Linked DNA regions of Homo sapiens: region 2 is linked to region 1. A link is a contact called in ENCODE Hi-C or POLR2A ChIA-PET data. All regions are on one chromosome and are shown on one strand. Each heading gives the region's core, a stretch centred on a gene start or an enhancer-like site at or near the end of the contact. The rest is flanking DNA. Distances are from core to core; before and after follow the strand shown.

Region 1 (7,703 bases), core at 1,619-4,118:
TTGTATTTTTAATTTTTTTTTTCTCAGCTCCAGAATTTCTATTTGAGTTTTTGAAAGTTATTTCATTATCTCTGTTAAATTTCTCTGACCAAATTTTGAATTGTTTTTTGGTATGTTCTTGAAGTTTGCTGAGCTTCCTTAAAACAGGTATCTTGAATTCCTTGTCAGGCAGTTCTTCCATCTCCATTTCTTCAGGGTCAGTCACTGGCACCTTATTTTGTCTGCTTGGTGAAGTGAACATTCCCTGATTTATTGTGATTCTTGTAGCCATTTGTAGATGTCCATGCATTGATGTAAGTACCTAATCTAGTCTTTGCAATCTGGCTTTGTTGGGGAGCTTCCTTTAGCAGTAAGCCTGTCCAGAGATTCAGAGAAGTTTGACTGGGGAGGTCCCTAAGCCTGTGACCATTTCAGCAATTGCAGCACTAGGAGCTGCTCTAAGTCCAGGATCACAATGGCCAGAATCCTTTGGCAGCAGAGGCTGAGGTAGCACTGGGTCACATCCAAAGCTTAGAGTCTCTGAGACCAGCACAGCACTACATAGGGCATGCTCAACACCATGGCCACTATGGCCTGCCCACTGCTGGCAGTGACTTGTACCAAACTGAAGTCCATCTCACTGGTGCCACAGGTTCCTCTCTGGTGCTGGGGTAGATCTAGAGGCTTCATCTACAGGTATAAGTCTGGTGGTAGGGATCAAGTTGTTTGCCCTGTGGTGGGTTTTACTGTGGCAGGCATGGTACTGAGTTCCAAGGTGAAGTCTTACTCTTAATTCCTTTTTCTTTCCCCAAGAGATAATGTCTCTCTCTATACTGCACTGCCTGGGGTTAGGGAAGGGGTGATGTGGGTAATGTAAAACTGTCCTTCCTATTCTCTTCAATGTATCTGTTATTATTATGATGCTAAAATCAAGTACTGTGATCTCTCACCTGGTTTCCTTTGCTCTTGTGATTTTTTTTGTGCATGAATAGTTGATCAAATTGATGTTTCTGTGTGGGATGATTAATGCAAAGTCCTACTTTCCTCCTTCCTCTGCCACTCTCCTCTAAAGTTTTCTTCCTCAATTGAATATAATGTTGGCATTGCAGTTTTATAAAAATCAACACTAAAATAAGTGTTAAAGTTAATTAATTCTGGAATATCCAATAGAAGAATTAGTCATTGGATATTCACTCATATATCCATGCTATGCTAATAAATAGTGGCAGGTTGTTACATCTGCCAATTTATATTATTAATTAAAAGCTGATGACACATTAGCTTGTGACATGATTATGGTTGTAAGTGTTACAGCATCTCCATCCTGCTACAGGCTGTGTGATGATTTGGTATTCCCACCTCTTTTCTCTACTGTGAAAAACTTTGTTTGTTCAGTCACTGATACCTTGGACTTTCACTTGGCACAAATGTGAGCTCAAACAAAAGCTCAAATATGAGTCCTGACATCATGTGGCTGGACTCAAGGGTAAGGTGTTCATTCTGGTGATACAGAAGAGGCTATGATGACAGAGTATAACCAAAATGAAAACACCAATTTATAATAATCTCATAGAAAGCATGTGGAACCCAGAAAACACAGATCTGGGCTCCCTGCCTTACCCAGCACATGTGAGAAATAGTGTATTATGCCATGGTTTACAAAATCATGGAGGATCCCTGCAAGGAGCAATATCTTCATTTTCAGGTGAATAGTCTGGTCCACACCTAGTTTTTACACATTGCTATAGCAAATACTTCTGCATTTGAGAAGCACAAGCTCTAGGCTAATACTCATTGAATAATTTGTTTTCTTTGGACCTTTAGCAATTGGTGTTATAGAAGGTCTGATGCACTAGGAGAAGGGGGATTCTGGGGGCGGGGGCGGAATTAGTAGTCTTATAACCATGCCACCAGAGATTCACAATTGTAGATAAAACAGGTGAGCGGGTTGTTTCTCTGTCAAGTCGCTTTGGGGCTGATATCCTCTCACCTCAGGACTGCTGAAGGGTAATGGCTGTTTCCTGAATCTGGACAGGAAGACTTTGTCTCATAATTCATTAACAACTGGGCATGGGGACTGAAGATGCTGCCCACAGAGTGCTGAAAACAATGGTCATAATTAATAATACATGTCAATAAAATATTGTTTTGTTTCTTAGACTGTTGCTGTGAGAAATCAGCAACAATTACCTTGAGCAAGATGGCAGAGCAAAGTCTGAGACATGTCATCATTAGGGCTGTCCCTATCTAGCAGGGTGTCAGCAAATGACCTACCCAGGGTAGAGTCACCCAAGGTGGAGCACCTGTGCAAATGTCATTACGTAGTGGCACAAGTACAGTAATGTTCAGCACACCTGTATTTCCCAAACTTGAAACTACATTAGAATCATCTGGATATTCACTGAAAACCTAGGGCACTTGTGCTCGCTCCATGCCTAGTAGATTAAAATCCCCTCCTCCAGAAATTGCAACTTACTAAGTTTATGGTGGGACCTAAGAATTAATATTTTACCAAAGACCCTAGGGAGTGCTAATTTCTAAGTAAACATGGGAAATACTCTTCTGGACCATCCAGTGGAGTTTTGTGTGTAAAAAGACACAAATTAATCATGCTTGGAATGATCTATATGCTTCTATAGAAATAAAGAGATATGTAACAATACATACCTCCTGCTTTTTTTGACATTTACTTTTGTAAAGTTGTTCTCTCTTGAGTGATTTAAAAGCAAATTGAAGGAAAATGACTTGTATAAAAAGTTCACATCCTCAAATAAAATTTTTCATATCCCCAAATTGGAAAGAACCGAAATTTCCATCAAGCAGTGAATAGATAAACAAGTTGTGGTGTATTCAATGCTACTTAGCAATAAAAAGAAATCAAGGATGTGGGTGGTGGCACGCGGCACGGCAATGGCAGCAGGCGGCAGCGATCCACGGGCTGACGATGTAGAGGAGGACACTTCACAGCTCCTTTTTCCTAAAGAGTTTGAAACAGCGGAGACCCTTCTAAATTCAGAAGTTCATATGCTTCTGGAACATCGAAAGCAATAGAACGAGAGTGCAGAGGATGAACAGGAACTCTCAGAAGTCTTCATGAAAACAATGAAACTACACAGGCCGTTTCAGTGGTTTCGAAAACAGAGAGACCATTGCCAGTGTTCGTAGCTCTAGAAAAACCTTCATAAATTTGAGTTGGTCTGTTTGGCCAACCTTTGCCCAGAGACTGCTGAGGAGTCCAAGGCTCTAATCCCAAACTTGGAGGGGTGGTTTGAAGATGAGGAGCTGCAGCAGGTTCTTGATGATATCCAGACAAAGCACAGCTTTCAGTATTAATCCCTAAACATCACTGCTGCTTGGAGAAACTATGGCCCCACAGGGTCTGGGGCTGATTTGCATAGACATTTCATTGTAGAAGACAGTTGGGAATTCCTTTGGAGAAAACAGCCCAACTTGCTGTTGGGTTAGGTTGCTGTTTCAAATAATTCGTAGGTCCAGGTGACATGTAATCTTGGAGCAGCCTTGTGCAGTGGCTGCCAGTGGCTTCCTGAGTGTGCCCTGGGAAGTGTGAGGTGGCTCGGGTGGGAGGGGGTGTCATATTAGCCACACTGTTGACTCCCTCATTCATGACTTTTGGCCCCCACGTTATCTTGTATTCTTAATACTTCATGTTTTAATTTCAGTGTGTTTATACGTTTTGAAACTAGACCAGAACATAGTAGACTTTATAGAGAAAGACCAGTTTTATCTAGATGCCAAAGGAAGAATTAAACCACTGTTATTGTTTGAGACTTTTTTTTTTTTTTTTGGAGATAGGGTCTTAACTCTATTGCCCAGGCTGGAGGAGTGCAATGGTGCAATCATGGCTCACTGCAACCTTCTGGGATCAAAAAATCCTCCTGCCTCAGCCTCCCAAATGGCTGGGGCCGCAGTTGTGCACCACCACTCTTGGCTAATTAAAAAAAATTTTATTTTATTTTATTTTAAATAGAGGGTGTGTCTCACTATGTTGCCCAGACTGGTCTTAAACTCCTGGCCTCAAGTGATCCTCCTGTCTTATCCTCCCAAACTGCTGAGATTACAGGTGTGAGCCACTGCACCTGGCCTGAGGAGTATGTAAAGTTCCTGGGCCTCTGTGCATGCCTGAGCAGCTGCTGTTCAGAGACTTCAAGCAGCTCTGTGTCAGACCCCAGGTCCTGGTAATGTGCGCTCACTCCACCTCCTGATCTGAGGGTTGCAAAGATTCATGGGAGAAGTGTGGTTTCCTGCTTCCCTTGGCGGGGTGCTGGGGAGTCCCTTGGCTCTCTGTCGCTAACAGGAGGACTGTCACCTCGCCCTGCTTTCCTTTGTTCTCTGTGGGTCGAGTTGTTTCCCTGATCAGTCCCAATGCGAGTACCTGGATATATCAGTTGAAGGTGCTGTATTTACTCACCCCTTTTTGTTATTTTCCATGAGTGCCACACACTGCAGCTGCTTCTCATTGGTCATCTTGGCCCCCACCAGCAGTTCTTAATTCTAGAGAAAAAATTAAGTTATTCAGGAGACAAAATGTAATCATAATTTACTATATAGCTTAATTGTCAGTAATGTTTATATTGCAATAATAGTGTATATGCTATCCAAAATCATGATGTAAATATTTTGGAAGGATGCATGGATGAATGAGTGTGTGTGTGTGTGTGTGTGTGTGTGTGTGTGTTTATGTAGTAGGGAGTTAGATGAGTTGTGTATGACAATTAAAACTATTTTCCATGGAAGGATGTTAACACATAATGGCTCAAACAGAAAAATCGAGAAATAGCACCACACTCATAGTACTTTGAAAAATGGAGGTAAATATCAAAAACAATTAAAAGAGTAAAAACTGGTTTTCTCTGAGCAGCAGGAAATAATGACTATTCTGTTTTGTAACAAGACTTTGAAGCCTGAGAAAACAGACTATGTTTATGTGAAGCTTTTGTTTCTGGAGATGAAAATAGCAGAGCCAAGAGGAATGATGAAAAAATTCATTGTTGGACTATATGGAAAACTCAGGCTGTGTTCATGGTCTTTGAGTGAACTATTTTCAAGTAAGTGGTCTACCCCTTGATATTTGAATTTAAGATAGTTTACTTTTGTTATTAATACTCTTTCTGTTTTAAGCAAATTGTGATTGTCAATTTTACCAATGGGTTGGAGGCCATAGACTGAGAAAGCAACCCTCCTTTTCTGCACTGGAAGGATGAACCATCATTCTGCCTGTGGGACCTTGCTCTGACATTGCCTTGGATTGGAATCCAAGTCTATGGAGAGGGACTATGTGTTTTCGTTCTTCGTGGGTCCATGTCTTTAAATTTTAATATAGTATTTTTACACTTAAAATGGTCATAAAGGATTTTATTTTACTTTTTCCTTCTGTAAGATTTAGATAAAAGACTTTCTGGCTTTCTCATATAACTGGCTTTATTTTTTCATCTTTATTACTGATGTCTGATTTATTTCTGCCTTTTAAATATTTATTATTTTAGCTTATTTTGTTTTATTTAGATTTACATATGGCTTTTAAAAAAGGTTCTCTAAGAATTTAATGAAGTAATGAGATTAAACACTCAATAAAGAATAGAAATAAACTCAAATAAATATGGAGGTAAATATCAAAAACAGTTAAAAGACAATAAACAAGAATACTTATTGTTGTATTGTCCTGATCATCTCCAGGAAATCCAGGAAGTTGCTTTATAATCCATTTTCTTTCTATGGTGTAAAAGAAATACTGAGTAGGTAAGAAGGAATATTTGTAACAAATATATCTAAGGTCTAAACAAAAGAGACCTATATAAACTCACCCAGATGAATAAACAGAACTAGGAACTTTGGAAGAACTGTATGCCCATCCTCTATTCTATCCTCTTCTCTTCCTCCCCACAGATGTAATTGTCATCCTAAATTTGATGGTAACTATTCTCTTAAATTTTGTTATAGTTTTACCATCTATGTATATGCCCCTAAAATAGATATTGTTTATGCTTTAAACTTTATATAAATGAAATAATACTGTATGTATTCTTTTACATCTTGCTTATTCACATTCTTGGGATTCATGGTGATATGTCATGTCAGTTTGGGTGCTTTGATGAGAAGATGTTAAGAGATTTAATGGGAGACATGCCTGAAGGCCAAAAAAGAGGGATCAGGAGTAGGTAGGGAGAGCATTCAGACTGTGAGGCAGGACTGACACCAATGATAGAAAAGAGAGAAGGAAAGGCCAGGTGCGGTGGCTCACACCTATAATCTCAGCACTTTGGGAGGCCAAGGCAGGCAGATCACTTGAGGTCAGGAGTTCGAGACCAGCCTGGCCAACACAGTGAAACCCCACCTCTACTAAAAATACAAAAATTAGCCAGCCATGGTGGCACGTGCCTATAGTCCCAGCTACTTGGGAGTCTGAGGAAGGAGAATCACTGGAACCCAGGTGGAAGAGGCTGCAGTGAGCCGAGATCATGCTACTGCACTCCAGCCTGGGCAACAGAGCATCTTGAGACTCTGTCAAAAAAAAAAAAAAAAAAGAGAGAGAGAGAGAGAGAAGGAAGGAGGAGTGGGTAGGAAGAGCGTCAGACTGCAGTGCACCTGTGAAGCTCTGAGAAAGTCTCAACCTGGCACATTGGGGAGCCCTAGAGCAAAACTTGGCTGCAGAGGCATTCCACATCAGTAGGAAAGACTGCCATCACTGGCTGGGAGCAGCCCAAGAAAAGAGTGTTCTTGGCAGGAGCACTGCCATGAATCCAAAATTGCAGCAGCTGAGGTTGTCTTCCAACTGTTCTCCTTGTAACAGGTTCTTTTAAAGGGAAGTCTGAGAGTCACACCTCCATGCTCACAATCCACTCTTGTGCTGCATGGACCCCATCCTCTACGTATGTTTGGGAGCAGATCATCCATGCCTCCCATGGGTGTCTACCTGAAGGGAAACTTAGCAGAGGAATGTTAGTGAATGGACTACAGCACCCATTTCTATAGTTGGGCCAACAGTTTGTTCTCATCATCTTTTTTCTCCGCTGTCTATTCTAAATTTCCTTTACCCTCAACTAATAGCTTGGCAGGTCTTAGTGGCTTTCCTGGGGATGTGATCAAATCCCTCACTCTGGCAGTCATGTACTTCTTGAGCTGGGGTTACTGCATGTCTATTCACATTTAGTTATTCAAGGGAATACCAAGAGGTGTCCAAATGGATCACTTGGGTTCCACAAATATTACACACATATACCTCCCTATCTTCATATGTAAAAGCAGCTATACCTCCTCTTACATATACTGCTGGATGGCAGCCCATCCTTCCAAAGTATTACCACTTACATGGTGTTCCAGGTATACCTCCAGGAGGCCATTCAATGCTCCAACAGGTTGCTACTTTTGGGTTGACCAATGAGTCCAGGGAAGTAGTGGAGCAGGCTTATACTGACTTTGCAGGGTCAATTACTACATTTTCAGGATTTTCTGTGTCGGTTGGCAACTTGAAATTGCCCATTATAGTAGTATTTACATCAAGAAAATTGACAAATACTACAAATCAGGGCTTTTCTTTTTTTTCTGGAGAGCCAGTTATTAAAAATGTACTAGTATACCATTAAGTGAACTTAATGATCATGGACCTGTTTCAGCTCTTCCTTCACTATAGGGCCAGTGTTTTGGTTAGCTGCTATGTTGTTTTGGACTCACTGGTTGGATGTTGTATTGCATGGGATTCCATAGGC
Region 2 (7,703 bases), core at 2,338-4,837, 260 kb after region 1:
TTTCCTGACTTGGCCTCTGCTCTCTGGCCCCAGCCTGTGTTTCATTCTGAGCCCATCTATCCAGTCAAATCCATTTGTATTGAGTGCTAACTATGTGCCACGCACTGCACAGGTCCCTGATGATGCCAAGGTGAATAAGGCAGACATGATCCCTATTCTTCCCTCATGGGGTTTATTACAGTGAGGTCCTAGACCAGCAAACAGCCAGTTAACATATTTTGTGACCACTTTTGGGACTGGTGACATGCAGAGAGTTATGGGAACCACTGGAGGGGAACTTGACTTGGCTCAAGGAAACACAGAAGGGTTCCTGAGGAGGTCTAAGCTGAGACTGAAGATAAACAGGTACTAGCCAAGTGAGGGAGAGAGGGGAGAAAACTGTTCCAGGCAGTGGGAACAGAATGTGCAAAGACTCAGAGGCAAGAGGATACTTGTCTGTTAGATTTTCCAACATATTCAACTCTATAGTACCTAGAGCCATACTGGGCTAATTTCAGGGCCGAGATTTCCATTTTTCTCATGAGGAGACTGGGGCTCAGAGAGTTTTAGTGCTCTGATTTATATGACTTGTCTAACTCAGCTTATATGAGGAGGAGCTGAGATCCATCCAGAATTTAAGGCTCAGATCAGGGCTGCTCCTTGAGGGGAGCCCTGTTCTGGGGCTAGAGCTATGCCTGGATGCTTGTCATTGGCTCTGCTGTTTTGTGCTGAACATGCCATGGTCTTTTTCACACCAAGGGCAGGATTTGGTGATATGACTGGGAAGGTAGAGCCCTGCAGTGTGGGAGTCAGGGAGCAGGCAGGTGAGAAGGAAGAGCCAACCCCAGCCTTCTGTGTGAACCAGTTAAAGACTGTTTATGGCCGAGGGTGGGAAGTGCCTTTGCTGGGCACACAGTGCCCATTATCACCCACTGACTTAGCACATTCAGAACTGCCTTGCAATGTCTCCTCAGGGGCCCAAGCTGTCTTCAGCAGAACACTCAATTTCCCTTTAATAAAGGGGGTGGGGGCCAGGTGCAGTGGCTGACATCTGTAATCCCAGCACTTTGGGAGGCTGAGGCGGGCGGATCACCTGAGGTCAGGAGTTCGAGACCAGCCTGACCAACATGGTGAAACCCCATCTCTACTAAAAGTACAAAAAAAAAAAACTAGCTGGGCATGGTGGCACATGCCTGTAATCCCAGCTACTCGGGAGGCTGAGGCAGGAGAATTGCTTGAACCTGGGAGGTGGAGGTTGTGATGATCCCAGATCGCATCATTGCACTCCAGCCTGGGCAACAAGAGCGAAATTCCGTCAAAAAAAAGAAAAAAAAGGGAGGTGGGGGTGCTCTAAGCCTCTGCCCTGGGCAGTAAGTCAGGAGGAAAAGCCCTCTGGCCAAACACCCAGCAAGAAGGATGCAATGACCCATCTTCCTGGTGGACACAACGGGTGAGCTTGGGCACAGCTTCCACCTATGCCTGTCCAGGCAAGTCTTCCTAGTGACTGCTTCTCCACTAGGGCTGGAAGAGTGCTTGGAGGGCCTTCAGGAGAGCCCAGATGGTGGGCAGAGGGGCCTTTGCCCAGTCCTAAGCCCATTCCTCTGGTCCTCACTGGCCAGAGTGCCATTTGTGAATTGCTGTAGCCATTTGCCCTCACTGCATCATTGTTGCCTTCCGGCTCTTTTGGGTCCAGGCACTGAACACAAGGGGGCGCCAGACAGCCACCCAAACACAGACAAGACCTTCAGCAGTCCAGCTTTGTCCTCATTTTCCAGAAGTTTCCGGGCCGTATCCACCCAAACCTAGGTGTTTAGGCTGGGACCTCTATATCTGAAAGCAAGGTTTCTTAGAGGTGGAGGTTCTTCACCTCTACAAATGTGAAGCAGGTTTAAAAAAAATGCCATTCTGGGGTGGCATGAATTGGGTATTGTGCCTTTTTTTTAAAAAAAGAAAACGACGCTGTAAGTTGTGTGGGACATTGCTCTTAATTATTATGAAGGACTGACTCGCATCCTTAGAAACCCAAACCCTCAGGAAGCCACCTGAGAGGTTATTTACCGTTATCAGCAAGCATTGTAGTGCTGGGAAAGATGCATTCACATTTCTGGCCCCTAAACGGTGAATTCTCTGGTGCTTATTTTATTTGACTGTCTTCTGAATGACTTTGTGTTACTGTGGAAAGAGTCTTGGGCCTGATCCCTTCTTTGACACTGCCTGTTTTAGTCTTATCATTTGAGAAAGTGGGTTTTTTTTTCAACCTTAGTGTTTTTATCTATCGAATGGAGCTTAACAAAACTTATGCCTGCTGCTGACTTAAACCCCTATAAGAAGATAGGGGGGCTGGGTGTGGTGGCTCACGCCTGTAATCCCAGCACTTTGGGAGGCCGAGGTGGGTGGATCACGAGGTCAGGAGATCCAGACCATCCTGGCTAACATGGTGAAACCCCGTCTCTACTAAAAATACCAAAAATTAGCCGGGCATGGTGGCAGACGCCTGTAGTCCCAGCTACTCAGGAGGCTGAGGCAGGAGAATGGCATGAACCCGCAAGGCAGAGCTTGCAGTGAGCCAAGATCACACCACTGCACTCCAGCCTGGGTGACAGAGCAAGACTCCATCTCAAAAAAAAAAAAAAAAAAGAAGATAGGGGGACCAGGATGGAGAAGTGTTTATTTAGATAAACAAATCTTGCTATAAATGTAACGTTTTTCTAATTTGTAATATTCCCATGGTTGAATGTTATGACCCAATCTTGGGAGTAGGACTAGGACTAGGGAGTGTTTTCTCAAACTTCAGTGTGCATCAGAATCACTTGGCAGTGAGGGTTATTAAAATACAGAGTACTGAGCACAATGCCCTAAGTTTCTGAATCAGTAGGTCTGGGATTGAACTAAGAATTTATGTTTCTAAGAAGTTTCCACATGGTGCTAATGCTGCTAGGCCAGGGTCACACTTTGAAAACCACTGGTTTAGGCCAGGTGATGGCTGGTAAATTAAGCGTAAGAGAATAACTCTTCATACTCCTCCAACATTCTTCTGACAATAATAATGATTGTTTGTATATTATGGTTTTCATTTCTTTTCAACTCAAGACATTGACCAAGTGCCTATCATGACTCAGGTACAAAGCACTGGGAATACAACCTTGAACAAGACAAGAATCCTGGCCTTCAAGGAACTTCGAACCTTTTGGGGGATATGATAAGACACATTAGGAATCACCATGTTAATGGTTATCTTTCTTGAAGGATATAAGTCCAGGTGCTTGGGGAGACCCGTAAGTGGTTAGAGGGAAGCTGCAAGGAAGAGTATCTAGGAGGTAACTAGGTGAAGAATTTTCTTCAGGGGGAAAGAAATCCATGCATAAAGTCTTGGTGCCTTCAAGAAATTGAAAGACATTTAGTGTGGCTGTAGGACAGGCAGGAAAGAGAATTTGGAAAGAGCCTGCTGGCTGCAGATGGAGATGGCCCCTATGGTTTGAAGTTTTAAGCTGAGTCTCTGCAATGGAAAGACCTTTGTCTTTCCTGTGTCCGGTGTGGGGGAGTGGACTCTTCTGGGTGAGTCACCACCAAATGCCCAGAGGTGGGTGCAGACTTCCTTCCTGCACTGGGGTTGGGGGGACGATTGGCGCCCACTGTGCTGACCACCTCTTCATGCAGCTGCAGGTGGGGTGGGCTTTGAGGCCGGAAGCCAAAAATGAGTAGGAGCCTCCTGGTTGGGCGGGAAGTGGGGTGAGGGGGGAAGGTGTGGCCCAGGAAGAGGTTTGAAGCCTCATAAGCAAAGACTCTTTGTATGTCTGGAGGATTGTGAGTGGGGAGGTGGGGTGGGTATGGGGGAGGAAGACAAGACCGCCTGGCCGGATGCAAGCAGGTTCCTGAGTGAAAGGTACTCAGACGGGAAATGCAAGCTTTCCTGGGGTCAGAGAGGACTTATCGTACAGTAAAGGGATTGGAGCTCAGCAAAGGTCTAGGTGAAGCTTGCTGTCCAGAAACATATCCTTTTGAAAAGTGACCATTCAGGGAGGTCTTAGGACTTTGTTGGTAATTTCTTCATCCTTTATAGAGCTCTGAGTAGTTGGGATGGCAGAAAGAAAACAGAGACACTTATTGACCAAAATTCTTGTTATATGCACCAATATCCAAACCCTTAAGATGTGGAAATCCTTTCTCCATGTTCCTATAGTCCTTTGCACAAATTCCTATCATAGCACTGACTGCATTGAACAGTAACTTTCTCTATTTGAGTTTCTTTATGAGTTACTCAAAGGCAGGGGCCCTGTCTTTGTCTACTGTAATTAGTGTTTTCTTATATACAAGTGATAGAAAAATGGTTTACATTGGTTATGGTTGTTGCATGGATTCCCATGATTCTGCATGGTGGGACCCCCAAATCCCATGCTTCAGTACTTTCCTCTTTATCCTTTTGCTTTATCTTTTGCGGCTCTGCCCAGTCCTAAAGTGGCAATGGCTCAATGTGGTGTTCTGCAAAAATTTCCACTTAACTATCTGGGGCTTTTTGCTTTAGTCCCATAGAGTGTCAAGGTGATAGCTGAGCCTTGGCAGGGCTATAGTGAGAGGTGCAGTGGCCTCTTTGGGTGCCTTTCAAATCATGCCAGGCCTATACGCCTTCCACAAAGGAAAGGCCTTGTCCATGCGAATCAGTCCCTGGCATTCTCAGCTTGGTGTTGTTGCCTTCCCCAGCTGCTCACTTGCAGGTCTGTGATCTCCATGTGCCACCTCCCAGCTAATCCTCTTGGCTTGGTGCCTTTCTGGAGTAAAGGCCAGGGTCTGTGCCTCCAACTGCTCCTGAAGAAAGTGTCCCAGGGCCATGGAATCCCAGTGTCCAAAGTCTGCACACTGGATCATGCCAGCACACATGAGGTTATGGGTTACCTGGACACATGAGACCCTTGGACTGGGTAAAAGAGGCTGGCATGCTGGAAAGCAGCATCCTGCATCTGCTGTTACCCCCAACTTGCTGCATGACCCTTGGTTACCTCTGTGCCTTACACTTGTCTTCCTAAGGGAAACTGTAGCCGAAAGACAGCAGCTAGGCAAAGCTGCGGCTTGTGTTTCTCATTGATCTCTTGCCCTTCTACCTGTGCTGGAATCCTACTCCGTCAATTATCCTCCCATTTAAAAACATTACTTACCTCTTCTTTTATACCAGGTCCTTCCCCTAAACGTACAAATGGAATTAAATTAATCTATGTTGCCTCTCCACCCCCTGACCTCAAAATACATTAAACAAAAAAAATTCTTCCCTTGACCATGATACTCTTCTTTCCTATTGTTTTCAACTAAATTTCTCAAAAAGCAGCTATACTTGCAGCCCATTCCTCCCTTCACATTCGGTGCTCAGCCTGCTCTGTGCCTCCTGCTTAGCATGTGCTTGGTGATGAGTGGCCATGGATGGACAGTGAGTGGTTGGAGGGTGCCATGTTCTCCCTCTTGAAGAGATTTTAGTGACAATCCCATCTCCTGATTCCTTATACCTTCAGTCTAGGCTTTTTGCTTTGCTTTAATGGGGTTCTGTTCCCTTATTTGCTCCATGACATATGTTTTCTCCCTTCAGGCTTCTCTTAGTTCTCAGTGTTTCTCTCCCCCTTCAAGGCCATCCTTGGTGATCCTACACACCCTTATTGTCATACCTACTACCCATCTCATGATGGCATCATGGGCATCCCAGGTAACCCCAGTCAGGTCCTTCCCCCAACTTTTGTTTTCAATTTCTATTGGAGATTTCCTCTTAGGTGATAAGGGGGCTCCTCCTCTAGTGTTGTCTTGGTTGGTAACAATACCAGCTGTCATGCAAGCTCAGGGCCTGCCCCTTCCACTCAACCTCCTGCCACCTGCCACCACACTCTCTGCACCGCACTGTCATCGGTCTTCTGCACAACCTTGGAAGTAACAGTGTGTCCCCAGCCTTGGGGCACTTGCACATGCTGTTCCCTCCTCCTGGAGCTCTTGTCTCCCTGTCGTATCTAGTTAACTCCTGCTCATCCTTTATATTTCAGCACTGAGTCACTTCCTCGGTGGCTTTGCTTTATCCTGCAGAGTAGGTTCAGGCTTCTGTTTGGGTGTTCTAATAACATGCTTTACCTTTCTTGAATGGCTGTCATAGAAAGGTAGCATCAAATATAACTGCTGTTTGGAATCTGGTTGAAAGTGAGGGGAAGAAAAAGTCTCATAGTCAAGGGAGGAATTTTGGGGGGACTGGGGAGGTATCATAGATAAATTTAATTGCATCTTTAGGTCCAAATTTTAATTTTACATTTTTTGCATAACTATATATGTATGAATCATAACTGTCTTCTATCACCAGATAGAAAGCTCCATGAGGGGAAGACTTCTTTCGTTTTGATCATTATTAAATTATATTAGGTGTTCAGTAAACATGTCACATGAATCAACTAATAGCCTTTATCTTTTTCCATTCTCTGCATATGGAATACTCACAAGACCACGTTTTACCTCCTAAATATTTACCTAACCAATACCTTCCTGTCTGTCCCCAGCATTCAAATATTCCTGCATTCATTTATCCATTCTACATGTATTTTATATGCCTACCATGTGGCAAACATTTTAATAGAACTGATTACATAGAATTGATTTCTACCTTCATGAAGCTTTCAGGCTAGGGATAGGTAGGCTGGGGATGGGTATATATTTAAAAAGTAAATACAGAAATAAATGTGTAATTACTACTTGGAATAAGTGCTAAGAAGAACACAACAGGGTGTAATGGGGTGGGGGTGCAAGAGAGAATGAGCTCAAGCTGATTAGGAAGATGTCTCTAAATGACATGTAACCTGAGTGGAAGGTGAGTAGGAGTTAACTACTCACCTGGACTCATTGGTCTCCACATCCAACCTTGCTCAAGTGAACCTTTGCTACCCAGCTCGGGAGCAACACATCTAAATCCTAGTCTGGCCATATCACTCCCATATTTAAGAATCCTTGCAAGGCATGGCATCATTTTCTTCATGGCAAAGTCCAAGCTACTAAATCTTGTAGACAATGCCTACCACTACCTGACCCTGACTTAGTGTTCAAGCCTCATTTCTTACCTGTCTGAGCCTTGAACCTGATGCCCTAACAACACAGAATTGCTTGCCATTCTTTCGCTGCATCTGAATCCTCTCCTGGGTCCTTGACTGTGTCCTCCATGCCTGGAGTGCCCGTCCTCACCTTCTCCAGATTGATTTCCATTCATGCCTTAGGAGTCGGTTCAGGAAGCTCCCTCCTACAGAAAGTCTTCCCTGGCTTTCCCTGCCTGCTCTCTTTGGTCCTTTCTTTTAAATAAGCCAGGACATAGTCTCAGTAAGCAGAATATAAGTGCCTGTTGGTTATTGAAAGGAAAGAACAAAGGAAAGAAGGGAAGAAGGAAGGAAGGAAGGGAAGGAGGAAGGAAGGAAGGACAGAAAGAAGGAAGGAAGGAAAAAAGAAGGAAGGAGGGAGAGAGGAATAGAGGGAAGGAGGAAGGAAGGAAGGAAGGAAAGAAGGAAGGAAGAAAAAAAGAAGGAAGGAGGGACAGAGGAATAGAGGGAAGGAGAGAGGGAAGGAGGGAGGGGAGGAGGGAGGGGAGGAGGGAGGGGAGGAGGGAGGGAGGAGGGAGGGGAGGAGGGAGGGGAGGAGGGAGGGAGGAGGGAGGGGAGGAGGGAGGGGAGGAGGGAGGCAGATCTACAAGTCTAGTGAAGCCCACACCTTCTTTGCCTTAAACA

Evidence for each region. Hi-C counts contacts between places; a loop is a spot of excess contacts on that map. ChIA-PET counts read pairs that join two places held with the same protein, here RNA polymerase II (POLR2A). Pooled maps may share reads with other maps.
Region 2: a loop to region 1 is called in a pooled map, with 5 times the contacts of the local background. The contact joins two enhancer-like sites. A Hi-C loop is called at or near these places in 3 of 50 pooled maps. POLR2A ChIA-PET finds 5 or more read pairs at or near these places in 2 of 52 experiments (T-cell and naive thymus-derived CD8-positive, alpha-beta T cell).

What each region holds. Positions count from the first base shown.
Region 1 is chr2:112,992,628-113,000,330 of GRCh38, forward strand. It overlaps the pseudogene POLR2DP1. Among named protein-coding and RNA genes, the nearest start is that of IL36A, 9.0 kb to the right of the region's middle. RefSeq lists an enhancer at 4,190-4,349. Within about 2 kb of position 2,869, at least 2 of the 41 ENCODE cell types and tissues checked have a DNase peak (open chromatin) inside an H3K27ac peak, as active enhancers do.
Region 2 is chr2:113,247,669-113,255,371 of GRCh38, forward strand. All of the region lies in intron 2 of PAX8 (paired box 8), which reads right to left. It overlaps PAX8-AS1 (PAX8 antisense RNA 1), which reads left to right. Exons shown (of 6, transcript NR_015377.2): 2 at 3,099-3,238. Among named protein-coding and RNA genes, the nearest start is that of PAX8-AS1, 15 kb to the left of the region's middle. Within about 2 kb of position 3,588, at least 3 of the 41 ENCODE cell types and tissues checked have a DNase peak (open chromatin) inside an H3K27ac peak, as active enhancers do.